Regions from separate parts of the Homo sapiens genome. Here region 1 is linked to region 2. The links are chromatin loops, found by intact Hi-C in ENCODE. Cell type or tissue: CD14-positive monocyte. All regions are shown on one strand. Each heading gives the region's core, and the rest is flanking DNA. Links, peaks and the distances in the headings are about the cores only. Region 1 holds the start of FFAR2 (free fatty acid receptor 2). Region 2 holds the start of TYROBP (transmembrane immune signaling adaptor TYROBP).

The links. Hi-C counts contacts between places; a loop is a spot of excess contacts. Peaks named below come from ENCODE experiments on the same cell type or tissue, not always from the same donor. Only the 100,000 strongest peaks of a DNase experiment are listed, where the experiment ranks them.
Region 1: it touches region 2 in a loop (5-fold over the local background); 1 of 110 quality-filtered maps calls a loop at or near these places.

The regions. Positions count from the first base shown.
Region 1 is chr19:35,441,330-35,455,911 of GRCh38, reverse strand. FFAR2 (free fatty acid receptor 2) reads right to left here and starts at 7,655. Exons shown (of 2, transcript NM_001370087.1): 1 at 7,533-7,655; 2 at 4,145-6,198. The coding sequence starts at 6,197. The coding sequence ends at 5,205. RefSeq lists enhancers at 9,619-9,698, 13,421-13,630. In CD14-positive monocyte, for the core only: no CTCF peak of the experiment used is centred there; DNase peaks (open chromatin) are centred at 6,481, 6,751, 7,091, 9,541 and 3 weaker places; H3K4me3 peaks cover 4,969 bases; H3K27ac peaks cover 4,163 bases.
Region 2 is chr19:35,902,492-35,917,073 of GRCh38, reverse strand. TYROBP (transmembrane immune signaling adaptor TYROBP) reads left to right here and starts at 8,779. Exons shown (of 5, transcript NM_003332.4): 1 at 8,779-8,906; 2 at 9,312-9,344; 3 at 9,494-9,628; 4 at 9,810-9,856; 5 at 12,440-12,671. The coding sequence starts at 8,846. The coding sequence ends at 12,505. It overlaps HCST (hematopoietic cell signal transducer), which reads right to left and starts at 14,545. Exons shown (of 4, transcript NM_014266.4): 1 at 14,438-14,545; 2 at 13,658-13,723; 3 at 13,171-13,302; 4 at 12,697-12,954. The coding sequence starts at 14,480. The coding sequence ends at 12,914. RefSeq lists enhancers at 7,263-7,372, 7,473-7,522, 7,673-7,802 and a silencer at 9,614-9,767. In CD14-positive monocyte, for the core only: no CTCF peak of the experiment used is centred there; DNase peaks (open chromatin) are centred at 5,023, 5,743, 7,583 and 8,763; H3K4me3 peaks cover 2,826 bases; H3K27ac peaks cover 4,862 bases.

The DNA.
Region 1 (14,582 bases), core at 4,928-9,927, 460 kb after region 2:
AAAAAGATCTTATCTTGTCCCAGCCAGTGTTCTCTTACTTCCTTCTCATGTGTCAGTGAAAACAGCATGCACTTTAGGCTCAGAAAGACCTGGATTCAAACTCCCTGCCACCTATTGGCCTTGAAAAGTGACCTTAACCCTCTCAGGCCCCTTCTTGGCACAGTGCCTGGTATTTAATTTGCTCTATTATTACGGCTATTACTATTGTTATACAGTCTTAAATCTCCAAAACATTTTGGTTAATTTTTCTGGGCTTGATTCATTGAGCTAGTGTCCTTTTTTTTTTTTTTGAAACAGAGTTTTGCTCTTGTTGCCGCCCAGGCTGGAGTGCAGTGGCACGATCTCGGCTCACTGCAACCTCCGCCTCCCGGGTTCAAGCAATTCTCCTGCCTCAGCCTCCCGAGTAGCTGGGATTACAGGCGCCTGCCACCACGCCCGGCTAATTTTTTGTATTTTTAGTAGAGACGGGGTTTCACCATGTTGGGCAGGCTGATCTCGAACTCCTGACCTCAGGTGGTCCACCTGCCTCAGCCTCCCAAAGTGCTGGGATTACAGGCGTGAGCCACTGCGCCCGGCTGAGTTAATGTCCTTCTTAGAAATGTGTTGCTCAGGCTGGATGTAGTGACTCACGCCTGTAATCCCAGCACTTTAGGAGGCCGAGGCGGGTGGATCACTTGAAGTCAGGAGTTCAAGACCAGCCTGGACAACATAGCGAAACCCCGTCTCTACTAAAAATACAAAAATTAGCCAGGCGTGGTGGCATGCACCTGTAATCCCAGCTACTCGGGAGGCTGAGGCAGGAGAATTGCTTGAACCTGGGAAGTGGAGGTTGCAGTGAGCTGAGATTGTGCGACTGCACTCCAGCCTGGGTGACAGAGTGAAACTCCATCTCAAAAAAAAAAAAAAAAAAAATACAAGAGAATGTGTTGCTCAGTTCTGAACCTGCTGCTGATTAGACCTAAGTGGAATGGGGGTTATGGAGGTAGGAGGAGGGACTTGACCCCAGGGGTGGTGTTTGGACATTGGACCAAATTGAGGACTAGCTAAAACAAGGAAAGGGTGAAGCAGCTTTTCATAAAGCATGCCCGCCAGAGTGCCATGTTTACTGTGGCCATGGCAACACCTGGGCATTACCACCCCTTTCCATGGCAATGACCTGACAACCCAAAAGTTACTACCCTTTCCTTAGAAATTTCTGTGTTAACTGCCCCTTAATTTGTGTGCAATTAAAAGTAGGCAAAAATATGACTGCAAAACTGCCCTGAGCTGCTACTCTCTGCCTGTGGGGTAGCCCTGCTCTGCAGGAGCAGTCACGGAGCTGCAACAGGGCTGGAGCTGTAACAGGGCTGCTTCAACAAAGCTGTTTTCTTTCACCACCGGCTAGCCCTTGAATTCTTTCCTGGGCAAAACCAAGAACCCTCATGGGCCAAGCCCCACTTAGCACACCTGCTCTGCCTCAGTATCATCAACTTGTCTAGACATTATTTCTTTTCTTTTTATTTTTGAGACAGAGTTTTGCTCTTGTCGCCCAGGCTGGAGTGCAATGGCGTGATCTCGGCTCACTGCAACCTCCGCCTCCCGGGTTCAAGCAATTCTCCTGCCTCAGCCTCCCAAACAGCTGGGATTACAGGCATACGCCACCATGCCCAGCTAATTTTTTGTATTTTTAGTAGAGATGGGGTTTCACCGTGCTGGCCAGGCTGGTCTCGAACTCCTGACCTCATGACCTGCCCATCTTCGCCTCCCAAAGTGCTGGGATTACAGGCGTGAACCACTGTGCCTGGCCAACATGATTTCTTTTCATGTAATCCAATCAAATTAGCTTTTGTGGCAGCTGTAATACATCACAGACTCATAGTGCATGTACAGTCAGCTGAGAATCCCAGATTTTTTAAAACATATTACTGCCATGCTATCCGTAGTTGACTACCTACTATGTTATTTCTATTTTTTTTTTTTTTTGAGACATTCTCTCTCTGTTGCCTAGGCTGGAGTGCAGTGGCACGTTCTCAGCTCACTGCAACCTCTGCCTTCCAGGTTCAAGCGATTCCCATGCCTCAGCCTCCCGAGTAGCTGGGATTACAGGTGCCTGCCACCGTGCCTGGCTAATTTTTTGTATTTTTAGTAGAGATGGGATTTCACCATGTTGGCTAGGCTGATCTTGAACTCCTGATCTCAAGTGATCTGCCCATCTCGGCCTCCCAAAGTGCTGGGATTACAGGCATGAGCCACCATGCCCAGCATTATTTCCACTATTTTTAATGTTTACTTATTATATTTCTAATAAGTGAGGGTACATCTGTGTACATGGATTTATATCTTAGAACTACTTAATATTCTATGATTTCTCAGCAATTTTATTCATAGAGTCTTATTTTAATCCACAGAATAATCTTGGGAGGTATGTAGTATCCTAATCACTATGATTTAGAAATAGAGGCTGGAGGAGGTGGCTTGCTTCAGGCCATCCATTTAGTAAGTGGAATGGACACTGAATTCAGGGTTCTTATGGCACCTGTCCAGTCTTCTTTTGAAGGAGGAAAATAGAAAATGAGCTTTCAGTTCAGTGGGACTAATAAGGAAAGGTTTTCTGGAGAAAGTGAATATTGAGTGGATTTTTGTAAGTGAAGAAGAGGCAAGCACCAGAAGATGGGGGAGGGCCAGGTGTGGTGGCTCACATCTGTAATCCCAACACTTTGGGAGGCCAAGGCAGGAGAATCACTTGAGGCCAGGAGTTCAAGACCAGTCTGGGCAACACCCCATCTCTACACAAAATAAAATAAAATAATTAGCTGAGTGTGGTGGTGTACACCTGTAGTCCCATCTACTTGGGAGGCTGAGGCGGGAGGGTGACTTGAGCCCAGGAGTTCGAGGTTGCAGTGAGCCATGATTGTGCCACTGCACTCCAGCTTGGGCAACAGAGTGAGACCCCAACTCTAAAAACAAACAAACCAACAAAAAAACAGGTAGAAGAATGTGGGATTGAGGTGAGGGGGGATGAATAAGCAGGCAAGGTTTTTGAAGAACAAGTTCTTGGACAGATTTGGCTTCTGAGATAAGACAGCGATTCGCGACCCCAGCTGGCCACCTGGGGTGCTTTTTTGAAAAGCTCTCTTGCTGGGGCCCCACCTGCAGAGATTCTGTCAGTAGGTTGGAGGTGGCTCTCTGTATTATTTTCACACCTCCACATGTAATTCTGATGTACAGCCTGGGTTGCAAACTACTAGGTTAGGGGCTGGAGGTCATTTAACTAGAGAGAATGGTCTAGGAGTCCTTATTGTGGAAAAATGAGCTAGGCAGGTAGAACTGGAAGGGGAGAGAGAGGACAAAGCAAGGAAAAGAATGGTACAATATGAGTTCCTTGGGGGAAGCACTTTTTTTTTTTTTTTTGGAGACAGAGTCTCGCTCTGTTGCCCAGGCTGGAGTGCAGTGGCGCAATCTCGGCTCACTGCAACCTCTGCCTCCCAGGTTCAAGTGATTCTCCTGCCTCAGCCTCCTCAGTAGCTGGGATTACAGGCACGCACCACCATGCCCGGCTAATTTTTTTTGTCTTTTTAGTAGAGATGGGGTTTTACCATGTTAGCCAGGCTGGTCTAGAACTTCTGACCTCAGGCGATCCTCCCGCCTTGGCCTCCCAAACTGCTGGGATTACAGGCATGAGCCACTGTGCCCAGCCGGACGCATCTTTTTAAATTAAATTTTTAAAATTGAGAGACAGGGTCTCACTGTGTTGCCCAGGTGGGTCTCCAACTCCTGGGCTCAAGTGATCCTCCCACCTCAGCCTCCCAAAGTGCTGGGATTACAGTCATGAGCCCCTGCAACTGGCCAAGGAAACATTTTGATGATAGGAAAGCTCTGCAGGTTTCTGAGCAGGAGGGTGACATGTTTTAAGGCCCTGTGGCAGACAGATGACTGTGAATCGGAATCACCCTGCATCCTTTCTAAGTCCGGACTCTCTATTCATCCCTCGAAAGACGATTCCGTCAGTGCTCTCACTTCCTTTGCCCACACCACCTCTTTATCTTAAGATGTTTCTGTGGTTTCAGATGCATCACTTTTCCCCTTTGCTGCTGAATCTGGTTCTCTCTCCTATTTTTGCCCTCCCTGTGCTTGCAGCAGTGTTACAAAAATTGTGGACATTCACTTCAGAGTTTTATCATCTTTATTTTCAATTTGCTAGACCAGGTTGCTTTCCCCTGTATGAGGGAGTGCCAATCTCTGATTGCTGGGTACCAAACCACATCCTGGCCTGTGTGGGGTACCATGGAGGAAGGAGATAAGACCCAGACCCCTGGCAGCTCCCAGTTTAGCAGGGGAGACAAGACAACACATGAAAACAAACAGAGCACATCAAAAAGGCAACAGGTCAAACCAATGCAGGGAAACCCCTATCATTAAAGGTCTAAGCCCTGAGGCCTCCCTGCTCATCTCCAGGCTCAGAACCTTTCTGAGTCTTCTTTGACCTCATTTAGTATTTCTCTTCCATCTCTCTCTTGTTGGTTTATCTCCAGGATCAACCGCTAGAGCAGTGTCTAGGTGTTGCTTTGAAGCTTGTATCGAGATTTCTCTAGGACTCTCTGCTTCAGCCTGGCCATCCCCAACTACCAGCCACATCACAAGGACTGGACTTGTGTTAGCTACGCTGCTTCTCCAGCCTGAAGGTGCTTCTTTTTTTTTTTTTTTTTTTTTTTAAATGGAGTCTTGCTCTGTCGCTAGGCTGGAGTGCAGTGGCGTGATCTCAGCTCACTGCAACCTCCAACTCCCGGGTTCAAGGATTCTCCTGCCTCAGCCTCCAGAGTAGCTGGGATTATAGGCATGTGCCACCATGCCCAGCTAATTTTTTTGTATTTTTAGTAGAGACGGGGTTTTCCCATGTTGACCAGGATGTTCTCAATCTCCCGACCTCAAGTGATCCACCTGCCTCAGCCTCCCAAAGTTCTGGGATTATAGGCATGAGCCACCACACCCGGCAGGTGCTTCTATACCTAACTACTTCTTCGTGCATCTCTGACTTATGCTCCTTTGAGTAGGACAATTCAGTCAGGAAGGGATACCAAGCTGGTGAAAGGCATTTTTTTCAAAGTCGCAGTCCTGGGCTGGGTCTAAGGATTTCTGAATCTGGATGGGAGCCTTCCTGCTCCGCCTCTCCCAGGCTTCCCAGCTCCTGTGTAACCCAGGCGACCTCTGAAGGTCCAGGGAAACTGCTACTCTGTAGTGAAGTCCGAACTTGGCATCCCTTCTCCTTGACCCACACCCCTGTCCTCATTTGTCCCCTCTGCTGTGTCTTTGCCTCTGCGTCCCAACAGGGAGGAGCCCTGATTCCGCAGCACCTGCAGCCCTCTCCCAAATGCCCTGCGCACCACTGAAGAAGAGAAATAGAAGAGCAGGGGGTCCAGACTGGCGTTGAGTGAACTGAACACCACGGCTATTGACCGCCACCAGGGGCTTTTTCTCTGGTGATACCCCACCAGGTGGGACACGTTGTAAGGTCCGAAGCACACCAGGAAATTGAGCAGCGTCACCACAGCCAGCCCCACGGCTCGGCGCCGCCTCTGGGCCCCCACAAGGGGCTGGGAGAGCATGATCCACACAAAACGCCAGTAGCAGAAGATGGTGACTGCCATGGGGATGAAGAAGAGCACCAGGCACAGCTCCAGCCGCACGGGCAGCACCACGTCCAACTGGTTATCGGTGAAGTTCTCGTAGCAGGTAATTTCATTGCCACTTCTGACCTGCTCAGTCGTGTTCAAGTATTGAACGATGATCACGATGGTGCAGTGACCAAAGGACATAACCCAGGCCACCAGAGCTGCAATCACTCCATACAGAGGCCGGCGGGAGAGCTTGTACTGCACGGGGAAAGCCACTCCCAGGTAGCGCTCGATGCTGATGCCCGCCAGGAGCCACGTGCTGCAGTAGATGCTGCTGTAGAAGCCAAAACTCGTGAGGGCGCAGACGACCTTGGGCAGGTACCAGCGGAAGTTCGACGCAGCCTCGATGATCTTGAAGGGCAGCAGCAGCAGCAGGAGGAGGTCGGCCAGCGTCAGGCTCAGCAGGAGGATGTGCACAGGTGCAGGCTGGGGCTGGCGGATCCGCCCCACAAAGGCCCGCAGGGCCAGGAGGTTGGCAGGGAGGCCAGTGAGGAAGATGATGATGTAAGCCATGAGGATCAAGGAGCTCTTCCAGTCCGGCAGCATCCTGGAGGGGAACAAAAAAGGGCGGGGTCAGGGAGGTCTCACTCACAGCCCGCGCAGCCAGCTCTCCTTCAGGATGCGGACATCCTCCCCGGCACCGTCCCCTTCCCAGGACTGTGCTTTCTGATGCCACCACGGCTTGCTCACACCACCTGCTCGAACTACCCAGAGCAATTATTGACTTTGCCTGGGGCGGGATATTAAGCAGTAGTGATTATGTTTGCCATCATGTGTCTCTGGAGGAGACCAACTCGTGGCTTCCCAAGGGAATTCCCCCTCCAGTTTCCCTAGCCTTTCTCCTCCTGTCCTCACAGATACAGGAAGTTACTGTTGCCAGTTTCTAACTTTACTCAAGTCCCTTTCTCAGACAGAGACCTGCAGGAGAGAAAGGCATCAGTGCCGGGAGAGAGCTGTAAGATGCTTATCAGTATAAAGAGGCTGTGGCGCCCCAGGCGCGGATACCCAGTGCCAGCTCTCCAAAGGACCCAAGTGCCCAGCCACCAGCCCAGCTTCCTACTTCCGTTCGTCTGTTTTGCAGAGCACAGATTCTCCCCCACCTTGTCCTCTCCTGTCCAACACCAAACTCTGGGACTCTCTAGAAAAGGGGAAGCTGGGGCTGGGCGCAGTGGCTCACTTCTGTAATCCCAGCACTTTGGGAGGCCGAGGCGGGCAGATCACCTGAAGTCAGGAGTTCGAAACAAGCCTGGCCAACGTGGTGAAACCCCATCTCCACTAAAAAAAAAAAAAATTAGCCGGGTGATATGGCGGGCACCTGTAATCCCAGCTACTTGGTAGGCTGAGGCAGGAGAATCGCTTGAACCGGGAAGCAGAGGTTGCAGTGAGTCAAGATTGCGCCATTGCACTCCACCCTGGGCGGTAAGAGCAAAAACTCCGTCTAAAAAAAAAAAAAAAGAAAAGAAAAGGGGAAGCTGGGAGGCTTAGAGGAGGGTGGAGGGGAAGAAGGATGAACCAGCACTAGCCTTAGGAGGAAGGCTTGTCCCTAGAAGACCTTAGAGAAATATTCAGAAAAGCCCACAGGCCTTCACTGGCCCTTGAGCGTGGCATTCTGACCATAAATAGAACTCGTCTTCTTCACGGGGTAACTCAGTTTCCACTTGGGGTGTCACCCTTGCTGGCCCCAACCCAGGTCCTGTCCCTCTGTCCACTCTCCAGCCTTGATTTCCTGGCTGTTTCCTTGCTCCTCACACTAGCTCCTGTCTCTGGGTATGAGTCTTCCATTTGGTTCTGACATCCTTCCTCCAGTCTCCCAGAACCTTCCCCTCAAACCTGATCCTGGCCTCTCTTCCCAGAGCACAAGCACTACACTAGCTGCCTTGCCTTGTGTTGTTCCGGATAGGTGGCTTCTTGGGATTGGTTCTGAAGGGAGGTCTGCAAGCTTCCAGGAGAGAGGAACAGAGCTTTAGCCCCTGCTTCTGTCCATGCCATGCAGGAAAAAATGGTGAGGAACCTGGCTGGTAGTAAGCATTTATACTAGCACCAGCCACGTGACCAGAGAAAGGAAGGTCAGTCTTTAAGCACTATTTCCTCTCAAACCCAAAGGAAAGGCCCAGCATCTTTATTCTCTCCCTAGAGAATCCTCACTCTTGACTTCCAAATTCAGATTTTTCTGTCCTTAATTCCTGATTTAAAAAAAAAATTCCCAGGCATTTTTCTTTTTTTACTTCCCAAGTCAGATTATTTTCTTTTCTCTTTCTTAGGCAGTTTCTTCTGTCATTCTGCTCATTCTCAGAAATGAGCTTTCCTCCTTCCTTTTTATTTTTCCTCTTTTTTTTTGGTTTTTTTTTTCGAGGCTGAATCTTGCTCTGTTGTCTAGGCTGGAGTGCAGTGGCGCCATCTCAGCTCACTGCAACCTCTGCCTCCCGAGTCCAAGCGATTCTCCTGCGTCAGCCTCCCTGGGATGACAGGCACCTGCCACCACGCCCAGCTAATTTCTGTATTTTTAGTAGAGACAGGGTTTCACCATGTTGGCTGGTCTTGCACTCCTGACCTCAAGTGATCCGCCTGCCTTGGCCTCCCAAAGTGCTGCGATTACAGGCGTGAGCCACTGCACCCGGCACTCCTTCCTTTTCTTCTTCAATTTTTTTACTTTCTCTATGGTCTCCTGCCCTCTGCCCCCAACACATTTCTTTTGCCCGTCTCAGCTGAAACAGGCTGGTCCTGGCCTGCATCTTGTTGTGATGGAAATGGTGTGGGAGTTATAGTCATGCAGATATGGGCTCAAATCCAGGTCCCTTCATTACAACCTTGGGGGCAGATCCGTTTTCTGAAGTCTAGTTTGCTGTAGTCAAGTGAGCATGCGAATTCTGACATCCTAGGACTTCTGCGAGGATTCAGTGAGGTTGTGTATATAAAGCACTTAGCAGATGCCCGTAAGTGCTGCCTCGTCTCAAGCCTGTAACGCAGCTTCACAGAGAGTGAGCCACTTGGTGCAGCCTCCAGAGGCTCAGGGCATGGATGTGCTGTCCCTCTTGGGAAAGTGTCAGGAATTCAGGAGGCCCGAGTTCACGTGCCCATGTGGCTTTTCGTCAGGGAGTGGCACTCAGGCTCCATTCCTTTCCCTGATAAAGTCTCACTGTTTCCCCCTCTCTGACCTTGGTAGCCCCAGGTTAGGAGCTCCTGAAGGTCCCTTTGAAATACACACCTAATGCAGCAAGGATCGTTGGAACGTGTTTTCCTCTTGAACTAGGGAGGAAGTCTCAGAAAGAAGTCTCTGTTCTGCCATCTGTGGCCTGATTCCTGCTCACAGAATCCCCATTCTTTCCCTAGGACATACCTACTTCCTATTGTTTGCCATTCATTCAGTCATTCAGTCAGTCAGTCATTTATTCTTTTTGTGGTCTGTAACCCCAGGGTCTAGACATTTTGATATTTAGCTTTTCTTTCTCGTCCACTCTACTCTCCTCTGAAGGCGTTCTAGTTCTTTATTTCCTTCCCCCAGCACACGTCGCTTCTCAGATCAACAGGAGAACTAAGAAAGAGACCATTCTCTCTTGTTGCCACCAAATTTATTTGTGTCATTTCGCTTTTATGATTTCCTATAAACATGCACGAGGATCTGGATTTAATTGCAGAATCCAGGAAACTCATTGGAAAACAAGTGTTGAGGAGTGGGACTGCCTCTCTGTCTCTGCACGTTCTTCTCCCCCCACCTCCTGCCTTTCGCCGTCACTGTCGTGAGTCCCCCTGTGGAAGACGCCCCAACGAAACCCCCTCTCTGGGTTCACAGCAGTTATGAATGTTCACCGCAGTTATGAAGGGAGCATCACCAAGGAGGCTTTCAGTCTCACAGTTCATGATGTCCACCTACGTCACAGGAAAAGGAAACCCAACCTCTCAGACCGAGTTCAAGGGGGTAAACTTTCACAAGAGCAATATCCTTCACAGTTCCTTCCAAGTTCAGTTTTCTCTCATCGTCTTTATAATGCAGCCTGTCATCACAGGAAGTTGGACCCTTATCTAAAGTTCTGTGTAATCACTTCCACATTCTTAATTCTCACTCGCCCCTCAGTCCACCCTAATCTGGGTTCTGTGCCTATTTTCCATGGGATTTTCTCTTCCCGATGTTAGCAGTGACCTCCATGTTCCTAAATTCAGTGGACTTACGCTTTTCTTATTTTATTAGCATTCAACACAATTTCCACGCCCTTCTGGAAACATCCTCTTTTCACAAATTCTGATACGTTACGCTGCTAGCTTCCCTCTCTTTCCTTTGGTCACTTCTCGTACCCCTTTGCTAGCTCACCATTCCCCTACTCATCCCCGAAATGGTGACTTCCTTCAAGCTTGGCTCCAGGTTCTTTCCTGTTCTCGCCTGTGCTCTCCTTCTAGTCGACTGCAACTGTTTCCGTAGTTCCAGTTACCACCTTCATGACACCCCTGGTTTGAATCTTCACCCTAGGTTTCTGTGAGCTTCACATGTACACGCTCAACTGCCTAGTTGACACTGCCATTGGGTGTCTCACAGGTGTCCCAAATCAACCAAATCAAATGTGTCCAGACCTGGCCTCAGATCTTCCTTCTTCCACCCTTCCCTGTCTTGGGGCGTAAGATCTCTTCCCATCACATCTCCTGCACCATTATCTTAGAGTCAGTCTTTTTTTTTTTTCTTTTTAATTTCGAGACTGAATCTCACTCTGTCGCCCAGGCTGGAGTGCAGTGGCACATAGTCTCGGCTCACTGCCACCTCTGCCTCCCAGATTCAAGCAATTCTCATGCCTCAGCCTCCCGAGTAGCTGGGATTACAGGCATGTGCCACCACACTCGGCTAATTTTTGTATTTTTAGTAGAAACGGGGTTTCACCATGTTGGTCAGGCTGGTCTCGAACTCCTGACCTCAAGTGATTCGCCCGCCTTGGCCTCCCAAAGTGCTGGGATTATAGGCGTGAGCCACTGAGCCTGACTAGAGTCAGTCTTAAAGTGAATCTCAATATTATCTTCTTCCTTATCCCTAGAATGCAGTCTGATGTACTCCCCAAATACTTATGGATTCCAAATATGAATCCATCCATCCGTCTCCATCTCCATCATCCCATCTCAGTGCCATCATCCCTACCAGGATTTCAGCAGGGCCCTGACTCACTTCCTCTCATCCATCTGCTTCCCTGGCAGTCAGTTCTCCATACTGTATTAGTGGAATCATTTTAAAAATGTCAATCCAATTATACGACCTTCTTGTCCTTTCAGAGACTTCTCACTGCTTTTAGGAGAAATATCAACATCCTTAAAAAGGCCTGCCTAGCATGGCCCTTGCCAGCTTCCACTCACATCACTCTTCTCTCTCTTTGCTGTCTGGGCAGGGCCATTTTCCACTTCTGTGAATGTGTCATGTTTTCCATCTGCCATGGGGAGCTTGAACCAGCCCCTGCCTGGTATGTCTTTATTTCTTGTTACCCATTCCAACTTTCACAGTTAATTTGTAGCTTTCTTTCAGATAACCATTTACTTCCTTAAGAAATCCCTGTCTGGCTGGGCACAGTGGTTCACACCTGTAATCCCAGCACTTTGGGAGGCCGAGGCAGGTGGATTACCTGAGGTAAGGAGTTCGAGACCAGCCTGGCCAACATGGCGAAATCCCGTCTCTACTAAATATACAAAAATTAGCCGGGATAGTGGCGCACGCCTGTAATCCCAGCTAGTCAGGAGGCTGAAGCAGGAGAATCACTTGAACCCAGGAGGCGGAGGTTGCAGTGAGCCAAGATTGCGCCACTGCATTCCAGCCTGGGCGACAGAGCAAGACTCTGTCTCAAAAAAAAAAAAAAAAAAAAAAAAGGCCCTGACCTCCTAGATTTCGATTCCCCTCTTACAGGTTAAGCATCTTTTCTATTGCTGAATAGTATTCTGTTTTAAGGATATTTCCTATTTTATTTATCCATTCATCTGTTGATGGATATTTGGTTGGTTTGGGTTTTTTTTAAAAAGTTTTTGTCTAGTATGAATACAGCTGTTAAGAACATTCTTGTGTGGAAATGTTTTCAGTGCTGTTGGGCAAATACCTGGCAGTGTATTGGCCAGGTGGTATGGTAAAACGTTTTATTAACTTTTTAAGAAACTACCAGTTTTCCAAAGTAGCTGTGCCATGTTGCATTCCCACCAGCAGCCTACGAGCATTTCAGTTGCTCCACATCCTCACCAACACTTGACAATTGTTAGTTTTTAATTGTGGGCATTCTAATAAGTATGCCATGGTATTTTTGTGTGTGTGTGTGAGACAGAGTCTCGATCTGTCGCCCAGGCTGGAGTGCAGTGGCGCCATCTCCACTCACTGCAAACTTCACCTCCTGGGTTCAAGCCATTCTCGTGCCTCAGCCCCCTGAGTAGCTGGGATTACAGGCACGTGCCACCACACCTGGCTAATTTTTGTATTTTTAATACAGATGGGGTTTTGCCATGTTGGCCAGACTGGTCTTGAACTCCTGACCTCAGGTGATCTGCCCGCCTCAGCTGCCCAAAGTGCTGGGATTACAGGCGTGGACCACCGTACCCGGCCTTTGTTGTGGTCTTAATTTATACTTTCTTGATGATTATTGGTGTTAAGCATTTTTTCAAGTACTTATGAGCCATTTGTATATCTTCTTTCGTGGAATGTCTGTTTAAATATTTTGCTCATTTAAAAAATTTTAGGCTGGGCATGGTGGCTCACACCTGTAATCCTAGCATTTTTGGAGGCTGAAGTGGGTGGATTGCTTGAGGTCAGGAGTTTCAGACCAGCCTGGCCAACATAGTGAAACCTCATCTCTACTAAAAATACAAAATTTAGCTGGGCGTGGTGGCGGGCGCCTGTAATCCCAGCTACTAGGGAGGCTGAGGCAGGAGGATCGCTTGAACCCAGGAGGCAGAGGTTGCAGTGAGCCAAGATCATACTACTGCACTCCAGCCTGGGCAACAGAGTGAAACTCTGTCTCAAAAAAAAAAAAAAAAAAAAGAAAAATTGGATTATTTTCATATAGTTGAGTTCTGAGAGTTCTTTATTATATTCTTGGTACTAGTCATTTGTCAGATGTATATATTACCAATATTTTCTGCCATTCTGTGACTTTTCTCTTCTTTTAATTTTTTTTTTTTTTGAGACAGAGTTTCACTTTGTTGCCCAGGCTGGAGTGCAGTGGCTCCATCACAGCTCATTGCAGCCTTGACCTCCCAGGCTCAGGTGACCTTTCCGCCTCAGCCCTCCAAGTAGCTGGGACTGCAGGCACCTGCCACCATGCCTGACTAATTTTTCTATTTTTTGTACTGATGAGGTTTTGCCATTTTGTCCAAGCTGGCATCGACCTCCTGAGCTCAAGCAGTCTGCCCACCTCGGCCTCCCAAAGTGCTGGGATTACAGGCATGAGCCACTGTGCCTGGTCTTCATTTTCTTAATTGTCTCTTGAAAAGCAAAAAAGTGTTACATTTTGACAAGGTCTAATTTATCTGGTTTTTCTTCTATGGTTTGTGCTTTTATGTCCTAAGAAGCTTTTACCTCCTTATCCAATTATTCCAGATTTTCCTTTCCCTGTTGAATTGCCGCGGCACCTGTACTAAAAACCCATTGGTTGTATGTGTGTGTGGTACTATTTCTGGACGCTCTATTCTTCTGAGAGACTCTGTGTCTTGCCTTTCATCATTTGCACACGGTATTTTTAAAATTTATTTATTTTTATTATTTTTTAAAATTTTTATTTTTAGATGGAGTCTTGCTCTGTCTCCCAGGCTACAGTGTTGTGGCGTGATCTCAGCTCACTGAACCCTCCTCCTCCTGGGTTCCAGCAATTCTTCTGTCTCAGCCTCCTGAGTAGCTGGGATTACAGATGCTTGCCACCACCCCCGGCTAATTTTTGTATTTGTATTAGAGACAGGGTTTCGCCATGTTGGCCAGGCAAGTCTTCAACTCCTGACCTCAAGTGATCCACGTGCCCCGGCCTCCCGAAGTGCTGGGATTACAGGCACGAACCACTGTGCCCGGCCTGCACACAGTCTTGATTACTGTGGTTTCATAATAAGTCTTGAAATAGAGTAAGTCCTCCAACTTCCTTCTTCTTTTCTAAATTTGCTGTGGCTATTCTGGGTCATTTGCATGTTCATATAAATATTAAAATCAATTTCTACAGAAAAGCCTGCTGGAATTTTGAATGGGCTCACACTGAATCCATAGATCAATTTGGGATCATTGACACTGGACATCTCTCTCCATTTATTTAGGTCTTTAATTCCTCTCAGCAATGCTTTCTAGTTGTCAGCATAGAGGTTTTGCATGATTCTAAATATTTTGGAGGCAGCTGTAAATTTAATTTTTTTAGAGTTTATTTTCTCATTGTTGGTTGCTCTCATAGCATCTTTTACTATTCCTTCCTATGTCCCACGTCTCAATTTATTATAATGTGTTCATTAGCATGAGGATTTGCATTAAGATGGATGTGAAGTCTACCTCCCCTTATGAGACTGTCCACAAAGCAGGGAACACAGCTGCTTTGCTCACCATTGCATCCTCAGGACCTGGCGTGCAGCCTGGAACATGTTAGGCCCTTAGTAACTATTTCCTGGATGACAGTGGAGGATAGATGGATGAGAGTGACTTCAGAATGGAGATAAGTCCATTTCAAAAACTCAGAGGACGCTTGTCCTCAGATGCCTCATTTATCTTTTTCTGGGACCTGTTAAGACATCCTGGACGTGTAATCACTTGAGAGCTGTCTTGTGGTTTAAGGGACTTGCAGCAAAAGCCACAGGACCTTTTTCCTCATGGTCAGCACTGATGATCCAGGCTATATACCTTTTTTTTTTTTTTTGAGACGGAGTCTTGCTCTGTCATCCAGGCTGGAGCATAGTGGCGTGATCTTGGCTCATTGCAACCTCTGCCTCCTGGGTTTAATTGATTTTCCCGTCTCAGCC
Region 2 (14,582 bases), core at 4,701-9,700:
CAGAATAAGGGCCACATTCCAGCCAATAGGAAGAGCAGAAAAGGAGAGGGCATACTCTGACTTTAGGGACACAATCTGGAAGTTGCCCGCATCATTTCTTCCCAAGTTCCGTTTGCCAGAAAACAGATACATGGCCCCAACAGGCTCCAAAGAGGATGAGAGACATCTTCTTGGCTAGGGAATCTCATGCCCAACTACAAATTCTGTTTCAGTAGAGGAAGGGGTGGCTGGGCAAGGGGGTTCACACCTGTAATCCCAGCACCTTAGGAGGCCAAGGCAGGTGGATTGCCTGAGCTCAGGAGTTTGAGACCAGCCTGGGCAAGGTGGTGAAACACTATCTCTACAAAAAAATTTAAAAATTAGCTGGCATGGCGGTGCCTGCCAGTAGTCCCTGCTACTTGCAGAGCTGAGGTGGGAAAATTATTTGAGCCTGGGAGGTTGAGGCTGCAGTGAGCTATGTTCCTGCTAGTACACTACAGCCTCAGTGACAGAGTGAGATCACATCTCTAAAAAAATAAAAATAAAAATTAGGATGTCGGGAGTGGTGGCTCACGCCTGTAATCCCAACACTTTGGGAGGCCGAGGCTGGCAAATCACCTGAGGTCAGGAATTAGAGACCAGCCTGACCAATATGATGAAACCCCGTCTCTACTAAAAATACAAAAATTAGCTGGGCATGGTGGTGCATGCCTGTAATCCCAGCTACTCAGGAGGCTGAAGCAGGAGAATCGCTTGAACCCAGGAGGCAGAAGTTGCAGTGAGCCAAGGTTGCACCATTGCACTCCAGCCTGGGCAACAAGAGCAAAACTTCATCTCAAAAAAAAAAAAAAAACAAAAAAAAAAAACAGACGTGGTGGCTCACACCTATAGAAGAAGAAGGGGAGAAAAAAATATTGGTGAGGCCAGGTGCAGTGACTCATACCTGTAATTCCAGGGCTTTGGGAGAATGAGGTGGGAGGATCGCTTGAGGCCAGGAGTTCAAGACCAGCCCAGGCAACATGGCAAAACATCATCTCTATGAAAAATATAAAAATTAGCTGGGCATGGTGATGCGCACCTATAGTCCCAGCTACTTGGGAGGCTAAAGTGGGAGGATCGCTTGAGCCCAATAAGTTGAGGCTGTAGTGAGCCATGATTGCACCACTGCACTCCAGCCTGCGTAACAGAGCAAGACCCTTTCTCCAATAAAAAGATAAGTAAAAATAGTTCATTCCTTTTTATTGCTGAGTAGTATCCCACCGTGTGGATCTCAAAAAAATGGATAAACAACTTGTTTATCCATTCATCCAGTGAAGAACCATTCGGTTGTTTCCAGTTTGGGGCAATTATGAACAAAGCCACTATTAATATATGGTACTGGTTTTTGTATAAACTCACGTTTTCACTTCTCTTTGGTAAATACCTAGGAGTGGGAGTGTTGGGTTGTATGGTGTGTTTATGTTTAAATTTCTTAGAAATTGCCAAACTTCCCCCAGTGTCTGATGCAAATGACAGAAGCCTTCACAGAAGGTCCCAGATCACTTTAGCAGTGGAGCTGAGGTGTTTGCTCCCCAAGGCAGGAGTAGGATCTGATCTGTGTAGCTCAGGGACTGATTTCTTGGACCTCCTAGAGATTCAGTGGGTTCCCTAATGTCATTGAACACATCACACATCCCCTTCTTTTTTTTTTTTTTTTTTTGAGATGGAGTCTCACTCTGTTGCCTAGGCTGGAGTGCAGTGGCGCAATCTCGGCTCACTGCAAGCTCCGCCTCCTGGGTTCACGCCATTCTCCTGCCTCAGCCTCCCGAGTAGCTGGGACTACAGGCACCCACCACCATGCCTGGCTAATATTTTTGTATTTTTAGTAGAGACAGGGTTTCACCGTGTTAGCCAGGATAGTCTGGATCTCCTGACCTTGTGATCTGCCCACCTCAGCCTCCCAAAGTGCTGGGATTACAGGCGTGAGCCACCGCCCCCAGCCTCTTTTTTTTCTTTTCTTTTCTTTCTTTTTGTCTCTCTTTCTTTCTTCTTTCTTTTCTTTCCTTCTTTCTTTCTCTCTCTCTCCCTCCCTTCCTTCTTCCTTCCTTTTTTCTTTCTCTTGAAACAGGGTCTCCTTCTGTCACCCAGGCTGGAGTGCAGTAGTGCCACGATAGCTCACTGCAACCTCCAATCCCTGGGTTCAGGCAACCTTCCTGCTTCAGACTCCTGAGTAGCTGGGACCACAAGTGTGCTCCACCACGCCTAGCTAATTTAAAACAATTTTGGGGGCCAGGCATGGTGGCTGATGCCTGTAATCTCAGAACTTTAGGAGGCTGAGGTGGGAGGATCGCTTGAGGCCAGGAGTGTGAGAACAGCCTGGCCAACATGGCGAAACCCTGTCCCTACTAAAAAAATACAAAAATTAGCCAGGTGTGGTGGCTCATGCCTGTAATCCCAGCTACTTGGGAGGCTGAGGCAGGAGAATCGCTTGAATCTGGGACGGGGAGGCTGCAATGAGCCGAGATCGAGCCACTGCACTCCAGCCTGGGCGGCAGAGAGAGACTCCATCTCAAAAAAAAAAAAAAAAAAAAAAAAAAAATTTGGGCCAGGCAGAGTGGCTCACGCCTGTAATCTCAGCACTTTGTGAGGCTGAGGCAGGCGGATCAGTTGAGGTCAGGAGTTCGAGATCAGCCTGACCAACATGGTGAAAGCCCATCTGTATGAAAAATAGAAAAATTAGGCCAGGCACAGTTGCTCACGCCTCTAATTCCAGCACTTTGGGGGGCTGAGGAGGGTGGATCACCAGAGGTCAGGACTTTGAGAACAACCTGACCAACATGGTGAAAGCCCACCTGTACTAAAAATACAAAAAACTATCCGGGCGTGGTGGTGGGTGCCTGTAATCCCAGCTACTCAGGAGGCTGAGGCATGAAAATTGCTTGAACCCAGGAGGCGGAGGTTGCAGTGAGCTGAGATCGTGCCACTGCACTCCAGCCTGGGTAACAGAATGAGACTCTGTCTCAAAAAAAAGAACAATTTTTGTAAATATGGTATCTTGCTATGTTTCTCAGGCTGATCTTGAACTTCTGGCCTCAAGAGATCCTCTCACCTTAGTCCCCTAAGGCACTGAGATGACAGGTGTGAGCTACTGCAGAATGTTTAAAGGAAACAACCGACTATTTTCCAAAGCGGTTGCTCTATTTTTCATTTCCACCGGCAGTGTCTGAGATTTCCAACTGCTCCACATTTCTGCTGACACTCGATAGGGTCAGTCTTTTTAATTTTAGTCATTTAAGTGGGCGTGCAGTGACATTTCACTGAGGTTTCGTTTATATTTCCCTAATGACTAATAGTGCTGAGCACTTTTTCACAGGCTTCCTGGCCATTCATGTCTCTTCTTCTTCTTCTTCTTTTTTTTTTTTTGAGATGGAGTCTCACTTTTGTCGTCCAGGCTGGAGTGCAATGGCTTGATCTCAGCTCACTACAACCTTTGCCTCCAAGGTTCAGGTGATTCTCCTGCCTCAGCCTCCCAAGCAGCTGGGATTACAGATGCCTGCCACCGTGCCTGGCTAATTTTTGTATTTTTAGTAGAGATGGGGTTTCACCATATTGGCCAGGCTGGTCTTGAACTCCTGACCTCAGGTGATCTGCCCGCCTTGGCCTTCCAAAGTGTTGGGATTACAGGCGTGAGCCACCACGCTGGCTTTTTTTTTTTTTTTTTGATGGAGTCTTGCTCTGTTGCCCAGGCTGGAGTGCAGCGGTGCGATCTCGGCTTACTGAAACCTCTGTCTCCTGGGTTCAAGGGATTCTCCTGCTTCAGCCTCCTGAGTAGATGGAATTATAGGAAACTGCCACCACGCCCAGATAATTTTTGTGTTTTTAACAGAGATGTGGTTTCACCATATTTGCTGGGCTGGTCTCGAACTCCTTACCTCAGGTGATCCGCCCACCTTGGCCTCCTAAAGTGCTGGGATTACAGGAGTGAGCCACCACGCCCGGCCTTCACGTCTCATCTTTAGTGAAGTGTCTGTTCAAATGTTTTGGTCACTTAAAAATTAGGCTATTTGTCTGATTTTTAAATTAAATTAATTAATTTTTTTCTTTTTTGAGACAGGGTCTCACTCTGTGGCCCAGGCTGGACTGCTGTGGCACAATCAAAGCTCACTGTAGCTTCTGCCTCCCCAGGCTCAGGTGATCCTCCCACCTCAGCCTCCCTAGTAGCTAGGACTACAGGTAGGTGCCACCATGCTGGGCTAATTTTTGTATTTTTTGTAGAGCTGGGATTTTGCCCTGTTGCTCAGGCTGGTCTCAAACTTCTGGGCTCAAGCAATTCACCTGCCTCAGCTTCCCAAAGTGCTGGGATTTACAAGCTTGAGCCATCACGCCTGGCTCCCAGGCTGGTCTTGAAATCCTGAGGTCAAGTAATATGCCTGCCTTGGTGTCCCAAAGTGTTGGCATGACAGGCGTGAGCCACCATGCCCAGCCTATTTTTAAAAATATAATTAGAGCTGGGCACGGTGGCTCACGCCTGTAATCCCAGCACTTTGCGAGGCGGAGGCAGGTGGATCACCTGAGGTTGCGAGTTCGAGACCAGCCTGACCAACATGGAGAAACCCCATCTCTACTAAAAATACAAAATTAGCCAAGCATGGTGGCGTATGCCTGTAATCCCAGCTACTCGGCAGGCTGAGGCAGGAGAATTGCTTGAACCCGGGAGGTGGAGGTTGCAGTGAGCGGAGATCGCGCCACTGCACTCCAGCCTGGGCGACAAGAGCAAAACTCCATCTCAAAAAAAAAAAAAAGAATTAGAGACAGGGTCTCGTTATGTTGCCCAGGCTGGTTTTGAACTCCTGGCCTCAAGCGATCCTTCTGCCTTGGCCTCTATTCATCTGATGTTTTACAAAGCTTCCAGCTGCTTTGAGGAGGACAGGCTGTGGAGGGGCCAGTGTGGAAGCTGGGAGAGTGGGGAGGGACTGTAGCTTCCACAGAAGTGAGCTGGTCACAGGCCAACACACTACCTGGTTTCTGGGAAAGTCAGCGTTGGCTTCCCCAACTCTTGGCCTGCTGCCCAGAGAGGGTGAGACACTCACCTCTTGATCTTGTGTGGAGGCCCTCAGCTCAGCTTCCAGGAGTCTGGCAGTGTCTTGGGGCAGCGCCTTGTTGCTGGGTGCCCTGAATCTCAGCTTCTTCCTTCATCCAAAGAGGGAGGGTTTTTTTGTTTTGTTTTGTTTTGTTTATTTTGAGACGGAGTCTTGCTCTGTTGCCCAGGCTTGAGTGCAGTGGTGCGATCTCGGCTCACTGCAACCTCTGCCTCCCAGGTTCAAGCGATTCTCCTGCCTTAGCCTCCTGAGTAGCTGGGATTACAGATGTGTACCACCACGCCTGGCTAATTTTTGTATTTTTTAGCAGGGACGGGGTTTCACCATGTTGGCCAGGATGGTCTCAAACTCCTGACCTCAAGTGATCCACCCGCCTCAGTCTCCCAAAGTGGTGGGATTACAGGTGTGAGCCACTATGCCTGGCCAAAGAGAGTGTTTTATCCGTCCTCTAGCCCAGAGGCCAGCCCAGACCTGCCACCTGTGGTCTGCATCAGCACAGTTGTATTGGTTGCTAAAATGTTGAAACATTCCACTTCTGGTTAGTAAAGAGCCCACATAGCCCACAGATGTCTGCTACCACCCGAGTCCATTCTTTGGGGACCCCTTGGACTTTCCCACATCTCAGCAACTAAAGGTGGCGCTCTAGGACCCTGATTCCAGCCCCTATGGCCACATCCGTATGACTGGATGGTGCTTGGGGAATATCTTCTGGGGACAGCCCAGGCCTGGCTGAAGTGGGGAGGATGAGACTAGGAGGCTGATGCTGAAGGACTGAGGGAGGATTTTTTTTTTTTTTCTGAGTCAAAGTCTCACTCTTGTCATCCAGGCTGGAGTGCAATGGCATGATCTTGGCTCACTGCAACCTCTGCCTCCCAGGTTCAAGCGATTCTCCTGCCTCAGCCTCCCAAGTAGCTGGTATTACAGGCGCCTGCCACCATGTCTGGCTAGTTTTTGTATTTTTAGTAGAGACAGGGTTTCACCATGTTGGCCAGGCTGGTCTCAAACTCCTGACCTCAGGTGATCCACCCTCCTTGGCCTCCTAAAGTCCCAAAATCCAAAATCACGCCTGGGATTACAGGTGTGAGCCACTGCACCTGGCTGAGGGAGGATTTTTATCAAGCTAAGCTGAGAACTCGAGACTGGACATACTAATTTTTAGCATGGAACATATCCAAGTCACACGGTACCGAAGTATGTTCGCAGCAGTGAATCCATAGGGGTCTGCAGCAACCTCAATCCTTGCCTCCTCAAAAAAGAATTTGACCAAGGGACATAAGGCAGAGTGAGAAACCAAGGTAAGTTTTAGAGCAGGAGTGAAAGTTTATTATTATTATTATTATTATTATTATTATTATTATTATTATTATTATTTTGAGACTGAGTTTCGCTTTTGTTGCCCAGGCTGGAGTGCAATGGCGCAATCTCTGCTCACTGCAACCTCTGCCTCCTGGGTTCAAGCGATTCTCCTGCCTCAGGCTCCTGAGTAGCTGGAATTACAGGCACGCGCCACCACGCCAGGCTAATTTTGTATTTTTTAGTAAAGACCGAGTTTCTCCATATTGGTCAGGCTGGTCTCGAACTGCCGACCTCAGGGGATCCGCCCACCTCGGTCTTCCAAAGTGTTGGATTACAGGCGTGATCCACCGCGCTTGGCCCTTTATTATTATTATCATTATTTTGAGACAGAGTCTTGCTGTGTCGCCCAGGCTGGAGTGCAGTGGCGCGATCTCAGCTCACTGTAACCTCCACCTTCCAGGTTCAAGGTATTGTCTTGCCTCAGCCTTCTGAGTAGCTGGGACTACAGGTGCCCACCACCATGCCCAGGTAATTTTTTGTATTTTTAGTAGAGACCGGGTTTCACCATGTTGGCCAGGATGGTCTCGATCTCCTGACCTCGTGATCCGCCCGCCTCAGCCTCCCAAAGTGCTGGGATTACAGGCATAAGCCACCGTGCCCAGCCTAATTTTTAGTAGAGATGGGGTTTCACCATGCTGGCCGGGCTGGTCTTGAACTCAACCAGGCATTATTCTAATAGACCTCACAATATCCTCACAAATATCCCAGCAGCCTGGCCTCCCTGCTCCAGTCCCTGCCTCCACAGTCTGCTCCCCACCTGCGGCCGGAGGGAACCTGTGAACCCCTGAGTCAGGTCAGGGCCCTCCTGGCTCAGAGCCCTGCTCTGGTCTCTGACTGCCCCCTCGCCCACTCTGCTCCAACACATTGGGTGGCCTGGTGTGCCCGGGAGGACCTACAGGGTCTGTTCCCTCCATGCTCGCTCTAGACACAATGGGAGAGGCTTGGGTTTTTAAGGGAGGGGACTCAGCCAGGCCTGAACAGTGGTGACCGTGGGCTGAGCTGGGACCTGACCCTCCTCCAGGCTCCAAATCTCCTCTCCTCCCTTCCCCCACAGGCCACTGGGCATCTGCCCTGTGACCAGAATCCAGTTTCCCCTTTTTTCTCCTAAGCCCAGGCCCAAGGAGCGGTGGGTGTGACGTGTGGATGGGGGAGGGGGGCTTCCTGCAGCTGTCTCATCCTCCAGCACCCTAACCTCAGGTTCCTCCTTCCCCAGCCCCAGGCTCCAGCTGGGGGCTAGAAGTCCCCGTCTCCTTGGGGTGGCCTCCCTTGGGCCTTGCTCCCAGCCACTTCCTCATTCAGCAGGAGAGCCAGCCACCTGCCTCTCCCCAAGCCGCCAGCCGTGCCTCTGTGTCTGTGCCACTGCCTTACTCTCACCTTTCTCAGCTTTGCCGCTGTTTTCTCCTTCCCCATCTTTCATCTTTGTTTTTCCCCCTGACTCTTCCCTAGTCAAAAACCTGATTTTGGGTCTTGGGTTCCATTTCCACCTTGATTTGCTGTGCAGCCTTAGGCAAGCGTCTCTACCTCTCTGAACAATGGGGATGATAAGAGCATGTGCCCTAGAAGGGCATTGCGGGGACTGAATGATTTAACGCTTGGGACAGAGTGCCTGCATGTCATTAGTGCCCACATGCTGCTGGCTCTTTTAATATCCTTTAAACAGCACAAGTTTCTGATGATTAAATAATCATCATCATAGCTGATGCTTTTAAAAAGCTGACAAGGGTCAGACCCTGGTCTAGGAACTTTAATTCATTTAATCCCCACAACTCTAAAAAGTAGGTCCCATTTTACTCCCAATTTTACAGATGAAGAAACTGAGGTTGGAGCTGGGTGCGGTGGCTCACACTTGCAATCCTAGCACTTCGGGAGGCCAAGGTGGGTGGATCACCTGAGGTCAGGAGTTTGAGACCAGCTGGCCAACATGGTGAAACCCTGTCTCTACTAAAAAAAAAAGAAAAAAAAATACAAAAAATTAGCCGGGCATGGTGGCAGGCGCCTATAATCCCAGCTACTTGGGAGGCTGAGGCAGGAGAATCACTTGAACCCGGGAGGCAGAGGTTGCAGTGAGCCGAGACCGTGCCATTGCACTCAAGGTTGACCAGCCAGGAAGAGGCAGAGCTGGTTTCAATCAGCCAGAGGAAGGTCATGACACTGACCCTCCTGTTAAAACGATGTCTGACCCCTGACTGGGGACGGAGGTGAAGTTTGTGCTTCACGTACCCTTTGCCCTTCACGTCTAGTTGCTGGGGGCCTGTGGCATGGCCCCTGGGTGTCTGGGCCTGATTCTTTCTTGGGTTTTGTTTCTGTCTCTCCTCCCCTGTCTCCTCCTCCCTTCTGCCACCACCCGCCTCAGACTTCCTCCTTCACTTGCCTGGACGCTGCGCCACATCCCACCGGCCCTTACACTGTGGTGTCCAGCAGCATCCGGCTTCATGGGGGGACTTGAACCCTGCAGCAGGCTCCTGCTCCTGCCTCTCCTGCTGGCTGTAAGTGGTGAGTTAGGGGCTTCCGTGGCTGCCTCCCGGGTCCCTGGGCTCAGCTTGGGGCAGGGCAGGGAGTGGGGTGGAACGAGAGAACCAAAAGTGGGTGTTGGGATGGGAGCAGGTCCCCAACCTCCCAAAGCCTGTGGGTTTCTCCCAGAGCCCAAGCCCCCAAGTTTTGTCGTCCGCTACAAGCAGGGGAGAAGAGACATCTAAGTGTGTTGCCACAGGACAAGTTGTGCAGAAGTAACGCACATAGTCCGGTGGCCCAGACGCCAGCCCCCTGAGTCCCGCCAGACACGCTCTCCCCCTTGCTAACCTCTTGGCTGTCAGGATCCACCTTCCCTGGCTTCTAAACTTGCCTCCCCCACCCCCGTCATAACTCTGTGCCTCAGTTTACCTTCTTTTTCCTCCTCAGGTCTCCGTCCTGTCCAGGCCCAGGCCCAGAGCGGTAGGCCTAGACCCAGCAGTCCCTCTCTCTACCTCCCAGAGACCTCCCTGTCTCCGTCTCTCCCACACCCTTTCCAAACCTCCCTGCCGCTGACCCCCCTCCCCACAGTTCCCAGCACACACTGACCTCCCCTGACCCCTGTGCTGCAGATTGCAGTTGCTCTACGGTGAGCCCGGGCGTGCTGGCAGGGATCGTGATGGGAGACCTGGTGCTGACAGTGCTCATTGCCCTGGCCGTGTACTTCCTGGGCCGGCTGGTCCCTCGGGGGCGAGGGGCTGCGGAGGGTGAGTGGGGCTAGCAGGGGACATCCTGAGGACTTGCCTAGATGGGGGTGGGGGGCTGGGTAAACTCCCAGATCTCAAACATCCAAAGGGATGGTAATGGAGGTGCTGATTTGGAATGACAAAACACCCTCAACTCACCACTCTGCCTGTCTCTGCACCCCACAACACCCCTCACCTCCAGCAGCGACCCGGAAACAGCGTATCACTGAGACCGAGTCGCCTTATCAGGTGAGAAAACCAGACTGTCCTCCTCACATTTCACTCCTGCCAGGGATATCTGCCCCAGATACTCCTTCATGCCATCAGAGGGACCTCAAAGCCACTCTGCCTAAAGCACCCCCAAACCTTGAAGGCACATGGGACATCTGTCCAAAACTGGGCCGAATGATCAACCACAAGCTTATGGTCAGCTTAAAATGTGTGAAGAGGGGCTGGGCACGGTGACTCAAACCTGTAATCCCAGCACTTTGGGAGACAGAGGCGGGTGGATCACTTGAGGTCAGGAGTTCGAGACCAACATGGTGAAACCCTGTCTCTACTAAAAATACAAAATTAGCTGGGCGTGGTAACGCATGCCTGTAATCCCAGCTACTTGGGAGGCTGAGGCAGGAGAATCCTTTGACCCAGGAGGCGGAGGTTGCAGTGAGCCAAGATCACGCAATTGCACTCCAGCCTGGGCAACAAGAGGAAAACTCTGTCAAAAAAAAAAAAGCGTGAAGAGTTAAAAAGAAAAAAAAAAGGGTGGCTTTGCCTTTGTAAGTGTAAACACAGGCCTTGCCAGAAGTCAGGCCAGGAATTTTCTGGAAGAAACCCAGCCCTAGGACGACTGATTTCTGGGAGACGCTCTCAGTAGGGCAGAGAATGTCATTCAGCCCTACCTTGGTAACTCTAAAGAGAGGAGTCCTAGAATCTCTTTTTTGGGTTTGAGGACCCTTCATCCCTTTGAGAAACTAAGAAAATCTAGACTCCCAGAAAAATCTACACAAAAAATACAAAATTGTGCATATAATCTGAGAGCAGTGTAAATGTTCTTTATAATTAAAAAAAATTTTTTTTTGGCCAGGCATGGTGGCACACACCTGTAATCCCAGCACTTTGGGAGGCCAAGGTGGGTGGATCACGAGGTCAGGAGTTCAAGACCAGCCAGGCCAGGATGGTGAAACCCCATCTCTACTAAAAATACAAAAATTAGCTGGGCATGGTGTCATGCGCCTGTAATTCCAGCTTCTCAGGAGGCTGAGGCAAGAGAATCGCTTGAACCCAGGGGGCGGAGGTTGCAGTGAGCCTGGGCGACAGAGTGAGACTCCATCTCAAAAAAAAAAAAAAGACAGGGGTCTCACTATGTTGCCCCAGCTGGTCTCAAACTCCCAGTCTCAAGTGATCCTCCCGCCTCAGCCTCCGAAAATCTTGGGATTACAGGCTCAAGCAACCATGCTGGTTGAGTATTCTTGAAGCTCTTTTTTCTTTCTCTACTTTAATTTTTTTTTTTTTTTGAGATGGAGTCTCATTCTGTCACCCAGGCTGGAGTGCAATGGTGTGGTCTCAGCTCACTGCAACCTCCACCTCCCAGGTTCAAGCGATTCTCTTGCCTGAGCCTCCCGAGTAGCTGGAACTACAGGTGCATGCCACCACACCCGGCTAATTTTTGTATTTTTAGTAGAGATGGGGTTTCACTATGTTGGCCAGGCTGGTCTCAATCTCCTGACCTCGTGATCCGCCCACCTTTCCCTCCCAAAGTGCTGGGATTAGAGGTGTGAGCCACCGCGCCCGGCCTTAATTTTTTTTTTTTTTTTAAAGTAGAGATAGGTTCTCACTATGTTGCCCAGGCTGGTCTCAAACTCCTGGGCTCAAGAGATCCTGTTACCTCGGTCTCCCAAAGTGCTGGGATTATAGGCATGAGTCACCATGCCTGGCTGAAGCTCTTTTTAAAAACTATAGAGTATACAAGAGAATCTAGTCATCTATCCCCCTCTCTGTCAATGTTCCTTTTTAACCCTTTAGGGGGTCATGAGATTCTCTAAGACCTCTCCCCTGAAGAATGCACGCCCAGACTAGTCATCATATATGATTTTAGGGTTTCTGTCTGAGGCCTGCCCCTGGGGGCCACATAGATCCTCCCCCTACCCCAAGTGTGAACACTGCTGTGTGAAGTCTGATATATTGTCTGCAACCAGCTTTGCCTATTCACCTCACTTGTGGATAAAGTTTCTTTGTGAAGTCTAAGAATCTCAGGTTTGGCTCTGTGATATCCAGAAGACCGAGGGGCCCTTCCAGTTACTGGTGGCAGTGAAATTTTAGGGCAAAGCATTACCCGGATGTATTTATTCCCTCTGTGGATGTGTCTAGCACCTATAAGTGCTAAATGCTGGGGACACAGTGACAGAGTTTATATCCTAGTTAAGACAAACTTAAAGCAAATGAACAAATAAAATAATTTTGGGAGGCACAGTAAAGGAAATAAACAGGCTTTTTTTTTTTTTTTTACAGTGGCTGGAGTGTGGGGGGAAGAAACTACAGAGGGGAAATTGAGAAATGCCTCTCTGAGGAGGTGACGTGAGCTGAGACTTGAAGGGAGAGGGGATCTAGGGGAACAGAGTTTTAGGCAGAGGAAACAGCACACGCAGGGACCCTGAGGCTGGGGCACACTGATGAGGCAGAGGAGAAGGGGGAACATTGAATGTACTTGAATAAAATCCGGATCTCTTTCATGGCTATAAGGCTGAAGAAGCTGCCAGGGGCCTTGCAGGCCACTGGGAGAAGGCTGGATTTTATTTGGTGGGTCCCTTCCACTGATGGCCCCCATTCCTTTAGGAGCTCCAGGGTCAGAGGTCGGATGTCTACAGCGACCTCAACACACAGAGGCCGTATTACAAATGAGCCCGAATCATGACAGTCAGCAACATGATACCTGGATCCAGCCATTCCTGAAGCCCACCCTGCACCTCATTCCAACTCCTACCGCGATACAGACCCACAGAGTGCCATCCCTGAGAGACCAGACCGCTCCCCAATACTCTCCTAAAATAAACATGAAGCACAAAAACATTATGCCAGATCCTTGGGCTGATGGGATGGGGACATGTGGGGGTTCTGAGGGGGCCTTGGATCCAGAAACAGTTCATGGGAGGGAGGCTTTGGGAACTCTGGGGTTCTTTGAGAAAGAATACGACTACAGGTGTTTCAATTGTTTTATTACAATCCAAAAGTTGGGGCGGGGGTTCCTGTGCCACCACACACCATCCAGGATGAGAGGGTCAGAAGTCAAAGGTCCAAGCTGCAGGAGGGTCAGCCCCTGCCTGGCATGTTGATGTAGACTTTGCCATCTTCTGGGGATAGGGGAGAGAAAGCATGAAGCTTGACCACCCATATCTCCACTTCCCTGGGGACCCCCTGCTTCAGGGGTTTCCTCAGGGGTTCCCCCAGGCACCTCCCCCAGGGTTTCCCCAGCACCTCCTCCAGGGCTTCCCCAAGGGCCCCCTCCCTGGGACCCCCTCCCTAGGGACACTATACACCTTCCAGGCCCCGCCCATCTCCGCCCTCACCTTGGGCGGGGCTGCGGCGTGGGCGTGCGCACAGGAACACCGCCCCCACGATGAGCAGCGATGCCACCGCATCAGCAGCCACGAGGCCTGCCAGGAGCGGCAGAGAGAGGGACCCACATCCGGAACAAGAGCCTGGAGAGTGGGGGCCGGAACAGGGAGACAACTCAAGCTCTGCGTCCTGGGGCTGTGCTTTGGCCACAGGCAGAGAGGAAGTCCCCTGCGAGGGGGCGGGTCCCAGGTTCCTTGGAGTTGCGCTTGGGGAATGAAACGGGAGACAGATGCAGAGAGGCTGGGGTGTCCCAGGACCCTCGGGGCTGTGCGGCGGGCACACGGGGTGCTCCTGAACACAGGCTGGGGGTCGCTGATTCTGGGACTCGGAGAAGGACACGGATCCTCTGATTTGGGGACGGGAGGTGGGATGGTGACCTGGAGAACCACTGGGGTGTTCTGGGAGCCTCTGGCCAAGCTTCTGGGGTGGAAGTGATACCTGAAGTGCCAGGGTAAAAGGCAGGGAGTGATGATCTCTCTCCTGGAGTCGTCTGAGCTGCAGCCACTGTGGAAAGAGAAAGAAGGTGGATGAGGGTGGAGAGAAGGTCCACAAAACAGAATGCTCAGCCTGGCACCGTGGCTCACGCCTGTCATCCCAGCACTTTGGGAGGCCGAGGCAGGAAGATCGCTTGAGCCCAGGAGTTCGAGACCAGCCTGGGCAACATAGTGAGACCTCGTCTCTACAAGAAATACAAAAATTAGCTGGAAGTGTTGGTTCACACCTGTAATCCCAGTTACTCGGGAGGCTGAGCTGGGAGGATCACCTGAGCCCAGGAAGTCAAGGCTGCCGTGAGCCGTGATTGTGCCACTGCACTCCAGCCTGGACAACAGAGCAAGACCCCATCTCAAAATAAACAAACCAAAAAATAGGGTGTAGAGAAGGAAAGGTAGTGTCCTGAGAAGTAATCTCCAGGCTGGAGAGATGGAACAGGACCACATGGGAAGGGGACTCCCAGAGACATGGAGAGTGACAAGAAATTGGAAGTGGCAGCAGAGACCCAGCCATGAGAAGGGGACGCTAACAGGCAGCCCCTCCAGAACTCCCTGTCTCACCCCCTTCCGCCCCCAAGGACCCAGGCCCTGAAGCAGAATGGATCTCCCAGAAGGGAAGGGGTGCAGGGAGAAGAACCCCACTTTCATCACCCGTCCCTGCAGACGTCACCCAAGCACCCATCTCACAAACGCTCTGCCTACCATCCCCTGTAACCACTGGCTTCACCTGGGAGCAAAAGCAGGAAGAGGATGTGACCCAGATGGATCATGGTGGACTGGGGTCTGGCAGGGGTCTGGCAGAGGACTGTGGTCCAGAGAAGTCCAGAGGAACTGTGGGGGAGCAGAGAAGTAGCAATAGCGGATGTCACCCT